2 separate regions of the Homo sapiens genome follow, and region 2 is linked to region 1. A link is an interaction called in ENCODE POLR2A ChIA-PET data of the cell type or tissue named here. Cell type or tissue: PC-3. All regions are shown on one strand.

Region 1 (5,000 bases):
GGGAAGCACAGATATAGCAGGAAGTTTAGGCTAAAAAGAAAGGGGGAAATAACCTCTTCCCTATTATGGTTAACCAGAGTATTAGTTGGATTGTGTTATGTCCAAAATTTATGTTAATGGATCCGCCACTCATCACCAAAGGCTGAACTCTATCATCATTGACTTATCTTTAGATCCCAGATCTTAGGGATTCTGCATCTATATACCCTCATTCTTACCTGCTATATTAAAGTTGACTGTGACCATTGCAGTTGCCTGCCTCAACTCTTTGAATAGTAGTATCCTTACAAACATTCCATATCTAATCTCTCCTACTGCTGTCCATCCTTCCTGTTGCTGCCAGGGAGATTTTACCTAAAGCTCAGTTTTGATCATGCTACTAATCTTTTCAAACTTTGCACAGCGTTTGAGTTTTCCATGCCATGGTCCTTAGACAGCTTACCATATCTGATCTATGTTTACCCTACACTCCAGCTGTACTTAATCTAGTTTAGCTGTTCTTTCAACACAATGCAGGGCTCTTTTCCTCTATCTCCTTGACTTTGCTTTTGGAGTGCTTTATTCTACACTTCTTAATTAAGTCCTTTAATTTGGGCAGCTGCTTTTCAAAGGCTGGTCAAACGAGTGTAAGTCTTGCTGATTATATATCATTATTATATAATTTCCTAGGGTCTTCCTTATAATTTCTTTTCATGGTAGCTTATTCCTTACACTGAATATTTATACTTTGAGGGTTTGGGGGTGGCAAGTTAGAGATAATCATCTGAAGTGTTTGTTTCCTTGGAGATCATAAGGTAAAGTGAATAACATTATCTCTCTTGAGTGTCTTAGAACTAATAGGGAAGAAAAAAGCACTTGTCAATCCCAATGGACAGATGTGATTTATCTTGGTATGTCTTTGAGAGGTAGAATCACCATAATGTATAGGAGCCCCCCTAGATATTTGGTGGGTGTGGCATTTGGCACATTATGTTGAATTTCCCTGCTTCTCTTCCCAACAGTAATCCTTGAGCCATTTTTTGTTGTTTGAACAGTATCTAGCTGATATCTGTTATCTCAAACATTGCCATTTAGTGGTGGTCATCTGTTTACCCATAAGGTGAAATGTTACTGAGGACACTTCCAAAGGTAGTTTAACTGTGATCTCTTTGTTTGGGTTTGCATGCATTTCTGAATATATAAATACAAACTTGGATAATTTAGGGGTAATTACCTATATTAGCAAATAGTGGTTTATGAAAGGAGTAAAATTTCTTTTAAATAGTAAGGCTTCTCTAGGCCCTTTGAATATTTGAGTTGCAAAATACTGATCACAACCTGAAGGAAAACGTCTGTTGTATAAAGCTAAACATATCTATATATCTATGCCAATAAAGACATATTGAGTGCCTAGATATATGAAAGGGAGAGTGTGTGTGTATGTGTGTGTCCCTGTGTGCACTCACGTGCTGGCCCACCAACTATATAAATATGTACCCTCCTGTATTCTTTACCTTATAGACAAGGCAAAAACATTTATCATTGCTCTTGCCTGGAGTTATGTCCACCTTCATCTTACTGCAAGTGTCAGAGCAACCTACAAAATAGTAGATGAGGAGATGAAACAAGTAGGGCCAGAAAACATTGTCCACAGCCCAGTGGTCCGTGTCACCATTCTTCTGCTTCTAGCATATATTGCATAATCAGGACAGACGAGACAAGCCAAATCCTTTTAGTACACCGTGTCTGGGGAGGTTATGGAGTCTCAGAGATTAGTTGTCATTTTAACAGTCTCGATTGTGACAAGATCTTGGAAGTCATCTGAGAATGTCATGAAAACCATATTCCCATTGCTTTTATTTCTGCTGGACACTTACTGGGTGGGGAACATGTTTGATATATATAAAACAAAAACAAAAAAACAAAAAACCAACCAAGTGAAAAACCTATGTTCTTTGCATTGAGGTCACATTAAGAATACCTCCTCTTCTACAATTCAACCAAAGCTCTTGCAAGAAAATGAGTTTGCTTTATTTGTATTTATAATGAATCATTGTAATTGCAGCTAGAAGCTTTGTAGTTATGATTATTCATCCCCTCTTTCCATTCTCACAGAAATGTCAGGTTCAGGATAGATTTTTAAGACTCTAAAAATAATGGTTTTTTGGCTGGGCGCGGTGGCTCACGCCTGTAATCCCGGCACTTTGGGAGGCTGAGGTGGGCGGATCATGAGGTCAGGCGATCGAGTCCATCCTGGCTAACACGGTGAAACCCCGTCTCTACTAAAAATACAAAAAATTAGCCGGGCGTAGTGGCGGGCGCCTGTAGTCCCAGCTACTCGGGAGGCTGAGGCAGGAGAATGGCGTGAACCCGGGAGGTGGAGCTTGCAGTGAGCCGAGATCGCACCACTGCACTCCAGCCTGGGCGACAGAGCCAGACTCCGTCTCAAAACAAAAAAAAAAAATGGTTTTTCTGCTTGCTTCCGTTATGGTAATGTTGTGGGTATATAGACCTTTAGGAGTTTTTCTTCTTTTTGAGACGGAGTCTCGCTCTGTCCGAGGCTGGAGTGCAGTGGCGCCATCTCAGCTCACTGCAACCTCGGCCTACAGGGTTCCAGTGATTCTCCTGCCTCAGCCTTCCAAGTAGCTGGGGCGTCACCACGCCCGGCTAATTTTTGTATTTTTAGTAGAGACAGGGTTTCACCATGTTGGCCAGGCTGGTCTCCAACTCTTGACCTCAGGTAATCCGCCCACCTCGGCCTCCTAAAGTGCTGGGATTACAGACGTGAGCCACCGCGCCCGGCCAGGAATTTTTCTATTTTGAAAATTTATATTGTTTTTCTTGAGGTAACCAGAGACACTAAAATATACTACTAAGTGTGTGTTTTGTTAGTATTGTTTTTGTCCTGTTAATTAGCAGTTTTATTTTTATTTTATTTTTGTTGCTTAACATTTTTCAGAAGTTATAGCTAAACGTATTTTGAATGAATCCAACTGGAATGTTAGTTTTTAAAAATAAATTTTGTTTCAACCTGTGCAGCTGTAGTTTACTTTCCAGGCATGAGAAATATCTATTTTATTAAGTCCTATGAGGAATATGTGTCACACACATTTAAGAAAAAACTGTTTAAGATGAAACACTCCAAAAATGACTTCCCCCTGGTGTGAAGTAAAACAAAAGCCTCAATTGCATCTCTGCCTGTGGTAATGACACGAGGTGACAAACTGCAGGCAGGTGAGGTTTGTGGGGATGATCTCACACCTGCACCTCGAGCTTGGGGAACAGATGGGTTTGGAGCTGGCGTCTGGCCTTGCTTTCTTTTTGATACGAGACCAGCTCTCAGGCTGGGAGCCCCCACATTTGCACAGAAGACTCCCAAGTGTTTTAACATAGGCAGATGGGACTGCTGGTGGATAATATTCCCTGGTTTTGTGAATCTTTTTCTTGGGATGGAGAGGTGAAGAAGCCCCAGCGCAAGCACCACCAACCTCCAAGCCCAGAGCCCTTACATCAAGCCAGAGCTTTGCCTGCCAGGCAGGTTTCACTTCAGAAACCCAGAGACTGAGGATCTGTGCCCTCTTCAGTCTTAGTTCTGTAGCCAGGCAGGTAGCAAAAGGTGAACCCAGTTGAAGGGTTCCTTCCCTGCCAGTCCCTGCTTCATTCCCCTGCAGCTGATCAGCAGAACTCTGGAAGCAGTTAAGGCTGGAAAACCTTGTGGGCAGGCAGAGCTCTTTCTGCAGTAGCACTCAGAGATGACTTCTGATTAATTCTTTTTCACACCTCCCTAAAGAAATCAGGTATGTATACCTCTGAAGGGAAGGTCAAGGTAGATTTCTGTTTGAGACCTCCGCTGCATCATCTAACCCAACTCAAGACAGCTTTGTAGAAACCATCAGGCCCACCAATGTTTTACTGCTTTGCCCCCTTCACTAAGGCCATTCACTAGGGGCTCTTCTTTTCCTTTCAACACTAGTGTTGTCTTGGCAAATGCGTTTTTGGAGTGCCTCCACATGCATAGCTTCCCAGGGACATTTTGCAGAAAGGTTTGCACTCCTTTCTTAAGAGCAGTTCTGCTGCCTCATTTCTGTTTACATATGTACTGAATAGTCAGTCCATGTCTAGCCTTCACATGGGTTTGATTTTCCCTGTACACTGTTTTTTTTTTTTTTTTTTTTTTTGAGATGGAGTTTCACTCTTGTTGCCCAGGCTGGAGTGCAATGGCTCGATCTCGGCTCACCGCAACCTCCGTCTCCCTGGTTCAAGTGATTCTCCTGCCTCAGCCTCCTGAGTAGCTGGCATTACAGGTGCCCGCCACTATGCCTGGCCAATTTTTGGTATTTTTAGTAGAGATGGGGTTTCACCATGTTGGCCAGGCTTGTCTTGAACTCCTGACCTCACATGATCCACCCGCGTTGGCCTCCCAAAGTTCTGGGATTACAGGCGTGAGCCACCGTGCCTGGCCCCCTATACACTGTGGTTTTTTTGGTTTTTTTTTTTTTTGGTCTTTTGAGACGAAGTCTCGCTCTGTTGCCCAGGCTGGAGTGCAGTGGCACGATCTTGGCTCACTGCAAGCTCCGCCTCCCGGGTTCATGCCATTCTCCTGCCTCAGCCTCAGTCCCAGAGTAGCTGGGACTACAGGCGCCCGCCACCATGCCTGGCTAATTTTTTGTATTTTTAGTAGAGACGGGGTTTCACTGTGTTAGCCAGGATGGTCTTGATCTCCTGACCTTGAGATCTGCCCGCCTCAGCCTCCCAAATTGCTGGGATTACAGGCGTGAGCCACTGCGCTGGCCCCTGTACACTGTTTTAAAAGAGTTCGAGCCCCTTTTAAAAAAAATTTGGGGAGATTTCATATGACAGCTCAGAGTTCTGGTTTCTCTTGAAAAAGAGAAGGATGATCTAGCAACTGGAGGGTCTAGCAACACCTTGTCTACATTCCCATGGAACTCTGAGGTAGGGTATCTGGCTAGCGGCTTTTCTCTTTGGATCACTGGCTTTAAGCATTTTTGACATAGACATGT
Region 2 (5,000 bases), 110 kb before region 1:
CTCTGTAAAATGGGCCAATCAGCTCTCTGTAAAATGGGCCAAGCAACTCTCTGTAAGATGGACCAATCAGCAGGATGTGGGTAGGGTCAGATAAGGGAATAAAAGCAGGCTTCCGGAGCTAGCAGTGGCAATCTGTTCTGGTGCCTTTCCATGCTGGAAAAGCTTTGTTCTTTCACTCTTCACAGTAAATCTTGTTGATGCTCAGTCTTTCAGTCTGTGTGCCTTTATGAGCTATAACACTCACTGCGAATGTCTACAGCTTCACTCCTGAAGCCAGCAAGACCACGAACTCACTGGGAGGGACGAACAACTCCAAACGCGCTGCCTTTAAGAGCTGTAAAACTGACCGTGAATGTCTGCCGCTTCACCCCGGAAGTCAGTGAGACCACAAACCCACCAGAAGGAAGAAGCTCTGGACATCTATGAACATCTGAAGGAACAAACTCGGGACACACCATGTTTAAGAACTGTAACACTCACCGCCAGGGTCCACAGCTTTATTCTTGAAGTCAGTGAGACCAAGAACCCGCTAATTCTGGACACAAAGTCAATACCACTATTCTAACATTGTATTTGAATTTGAAAATACTCTATATGATTCTTGACTTAAAATATTTCAATGACTTTTTACAAGGAAATAACTTGTGGCAATTATATACTGATGTAAGCTCCTAAGTAAGAGACAGGATGTCTTCAGTGACTCATAGCAGTATCTTTTTCTTTTTTTTTTTTTGAGACGGAGTCTCACTCTGTTGCCCAGGCTGGAGTGTGGTGGTGCAATCTCAGCTCACTGCAAGCTCCGCCTCTTGGGTTCATGCTCTTCTGCCTCAGCCTCCCGAGTAGCTGGGACTACAGGCGCCCACCACCATGCCAGGCTAATTTTTTTTGTATTTTTAGTAGAGACGGGGTTTCACCATGGTCTCGATCTCTTGACCTCGTGATCCACCCACCTTGGCCTCCCAAAGTGCTGAGATTATAGGCGTGAGCCACCATGCCCAGCCTCATAGCAGTATCTTCACACACTCCTTAGCTGGACAACACCAAGAGGCCCCACTGGTAGCTCATCAAAGATATTTATTCCTTGGCTAAAGCGAGCTAAGTTTGTTACTGTTGCATCTGTGGAGCTACCATGGTAATGGGAGGCAGGACTGGTTTCAGGAGCTTGAGATCTGCGCAGTGGCTTAGGAAGCCAGACCCTGTTAGAAGGGTCCTGTGCATCCATTTATGCCCTGCTGTTGCTATCTTGGAATTCTTAATAATTTTTGAACAAGGGTGACCTAGTTTTCATTTTGTACTGGGATCTGCAAATTACGTACTTGATGGGAGGTAGGAAGTAACAAGCACAGTTTAAGAGGGGGAAGTATACTTAATCCTCTATACATTCTTTTCAAAGAATAAGGCAAACCACATTCCAGAAAGCAAAAGGGTTCTCTTTCCTCACCTTGGTTATTTTCTTCACCTTGATCATTTTATATTTCTTCACCTTGATCATTTTATATGAAGATGACTAGAGTATCCTAAAGAATGTAAGAGAAGGATTAGAAAAAGGAATGATGACTTTACATTGTTTTTGTATTAGAGGATATAATACTAGCTTGAAGGGAATAATTCAGGTAGTGATTTTCTTTTCATGGAAACTTTTGTATTCCATTAAAATGCAATATAAACCTAAATCACCTTAGAAACCTCTAGGGGAACAGCCATATAGATTGCTTTCTTTTCAGTACTTACATTCTGGGAAATTTTTAAACTTACTTACATTTTAGGGGAGGAACTTTTTCAGAAATTTGATGTCAATAAATTAACTGATCGGGAAATGAGAAATATGGTGGTTTTTATTCCTGCTCTACTCTGGGAGGCAGTAGAACATAGTGAAAATCAAAGTCTCCAGGAAGGATTGATTTTAATCCCTGCTGAATTACCTTAGGGACCTCCCTCAAAGACCATGAACCTCAGTGTCCTAAACTGTGAAACTGGGTGACTAATACCCATCTCACAGGGTGGTTAATGGGTGATCAAACAAGACAATGCCATAAAATGTTTGACAAAGTGCAAGGCGTTGAGTCAGCTGTAATTATTGTTGTTGTTAATATTATTTCTTTCTGTCCTTCTCTTCTAGTGGAAGCCCTGTCTAAAACGATCTAGTCCTTCTGTGAGAGCCTGGATAAAGAATTTAACATGTTGGTACTAGAATATCCTCATTTGTGAAATGGTTGTTAACTTAGCACACCACCTAGCAGGTGATAGACATTCAGTAACTAACAGCATGTGGGTTGGGGTTAAGGGTTGTTTTTTTTTGTTTGTTTTGAGACGGTGTTTCGCTCTTTTTTGTCCAGGATGGTGTGCAATGGTGCTATCTTGGCTCACTGCAACCTCCGCCTCCTGGATTCAAGCAATTCTTCTGCCTCAGCCTCCCGAGTAGCTGGGATCAGAGGCGCACACCACCACGCTCGGCTAATTTTTGTATTTTTAGTCGAGACGGGGTTTTGCCACATTGGCCAGGCTGGTCTCGAACTCCTTACCTCAGGTGATCCGTCTGCCTCAGCCTCCCAAAGTGCTGGGATCACAGGTGTTAGCCACCACGCCCAGCCTCTTGATTTAGTGTGATTTGTATTTGAAATACAAAAATAAAGATCAAGTTCCCTGGCCGTGTATAAGAAATAACAACCCACGTACGTAGTACTCTCTTTCTTTCTTTTTTTTTTTTTTTGAGATGGAATCTTGCTCTGTCGCCCAGGCTGGAGTGCAGTGGTGTGATCTCGGCTCGCTGCAAGCTCCACCTCCCAGGTTCACACCATTCTCCTGCCTCAGGCTCCCGAGTAGCTGGGACTACAGGTGCCCACCACCACGCCCGGTTAATTTTTTGTATTTTTGGTAGAGATGGGATTTCACCATGTTAGCCAGGATGGTCTCAATCTCCTAACCTCGTGATCCGCCCACCTCGGCCTCCCAAAGTGCTGGGATTACAGGCATGAGCCACCGTGCCCAGCCAGTACTTTCAATTCCTAAAATGTTTTCATGCATCTTCTCTGAGGAGGGCACGCGCTAGTAAATTACAGAATCTGGAATCCTGACTCTAGTTTTATGATCTTTCTTCCTCATCACCATTTTATTCTATCAAATATTTGGAGACTCGTTATAGTGCTGTCTTCAGGAAAATTGCTTGTGCAAGGTTATTGATGAAAGATGGGTAAGAGCACTCTATAGCCAAGCATTCCTTGGTGCTTGGGAATTAAACTCCACTCTTCCCCCAACTGGTGTCCGTGTGTCATAATGTTGTCTAATTCAAGAGCGAGAAAAGGATCCAGCCTGTGGATACAGAGGGCTATGCCCAAAATGCATAGGGACTTACTGAAGATAAATTCACCTGCATATCAGTCTTATCTAAAATCATCCCTGATCTGGCTGGGCGCGGTGGCTCACGCCTGTAATTCCAGCACTTTGGAAGGCCAAGGCCAGCGGGTCACGAGGTCAGAAGATCGAGAACATCCTGGCTAACATGGTGAAACCCTGTCTCTACTAAAAATACAAAACATTAGCGGGGTGTGCGGGCGGGTGCCTGTAGTCCCGGCTACTCCGGAGGCTGAGGCAGGAGAATGGCGTGAACCCAGGAGGCAGAGCTTGTAGTGAGCCGAGATTGTGCCACTGCACTCCAGCCTGGAGGACAAAACGAGACTCCGTCTCAAAAAAAAACAAAAACAAAAAAATCCCTGAGCTTATATAATGATGTTGTTTTAAATTCCAAATTTCAGAAAAAGCCTTATAATGTCCTTTATTATTGATATGGTTTGCCTGTGTCCTTACCCAACTCTCATCTTGAATTGTACCTCCCATAATTCCCATGTGTTGTGGGAGGGACCCAGTGGGAGGCAATTGAATCATGGGGGTGGGTTTTTCCCCGCTGTTCTCGTGAGAGTAAGTCTCATGAGATCTGATGGTTTTATAAAGGGCAGTTCCCTGCACCCACTCCCTTCCCTGCTGCCATGTAAGACGTACCTTTGCTCCTCCTTCACCTTCTGCCACGATTGTGAGGCCTCCCCAGCCATGTGAAACTGTGAGTCCATTAAACTTTTTTCTTTATAAATTACCCAGTCTCAGATCTTTCTTCGTAGTAGTATGGAAATGGACTAATACAATTATCAAGCGCCAAATAAAAGCACTCCATCCCCACAACAGAAGCTCTTGTCATCTTGTAAGCTGTTCTCCATGGTAAACAGCACTAAGGAGAACCTTGTCTAATCTCATAGATGCTTTGTCTTCCAGTTCCAGCCTCACAGCGTTTGGCTTCTACTTGATGTAGAACCTTGTGGTCACGTCCAGACTCACCTTGTTCAGGTTCAGTGACCTTGGGGCCAGTCAGACAGGACCTGGGCCCTCTCATAGGGCTGCCCTCCTTTAGATGTTTACTCTTTCCTGCAGATAATGGCCCACTCATCTCACACCTCTCCCGTCTCCAACAGGGTCCAGCCAGAACAGATCACAGTCCAAGACAATAAACACTCTATATTATTTCTTGGTGGCTGGGTTGCTGGGGGAAAATAAACTCCTCCCTTCCAGCCACCAACTTATAAGAAATGACGGAGTGAGTTCTTGTCACAGATTTAGTAATAAGCGCCTCTTACATGCTAAGCATTGGCACAATTTCTGTAATGGTGATAGTGAACAAAGCAGGCATGGGAGAACCACTGGTGCCTGTGTGATAAAACCTTTGCTGAGGATTTTATCTTTTAGCTCTCTAAGTGGCTCCTCTAGTAGTTGCCATATGGGAAATTTCTTTTGGAATTCACAAATAGAATTTTCACCTCCTCTGGTAGAAAGGAACCGGCACAAGTAACACATTAATTTCCTTATTTTCCTTGCTGCCAGGAAGCTTAGAGATACTACGAGAACAATAGTAACCATTGTGGTTACTATTTGCCTCCCCTTCCTTTCCTTTGTTCTGATTTTCCATTTTCTCATTCTTTTTTTTTTTTTTTTGAGACAAAGTCTTGCTATGTCTT

The links. ChIA-PET counts read pairs that join two places held together with the same protein. Peaks named below come from ENCODE experiments on the same cell type or tissue, not always from the same donor. Only the 100,000 strongest peaks of a DNase experiment are listed, where the experiment ranks them.
Region 2: POLR2A ChIA-PET joins it to region 1 with 6 read pairs; 2 of 35 experiments call an interaction of 5 or more read pairs at or near these places.

The regions. Positions count from the first base shown.
Region 1 is chr9:16,810,710-16,815,709 of GRCh38, reverse strand. The region is part of intron 1 of BNC2 (basonuclin zinc finger protein 2); the gene reads left to right. Among named protein-coding and RNA genes, the nearest start is that of BNC2, 57 kb to the left of the region's middle. RefSeq lists an enhancer at 4,666-5,000. In PC-3, no CTCF peak of the experiment used is centred here; no DNase peak of the experiment used is centred here.
Region 2 is chr9:16,919,044-16,924,043 of GRCh38, reverse strand. No RefSeq gene overlaps it. Among named protein-coding and RNA genes, the nearest start is that of BNC2, 51 kb to the right of the region's middle. RefSeq lists an enhancer at 1,769-2,376. In PC-3, a CTCF peak has its summit at 1,856; a DNase peak (open chromatin) is centred at 1,973; H3K27ac peaks cover 765 bases.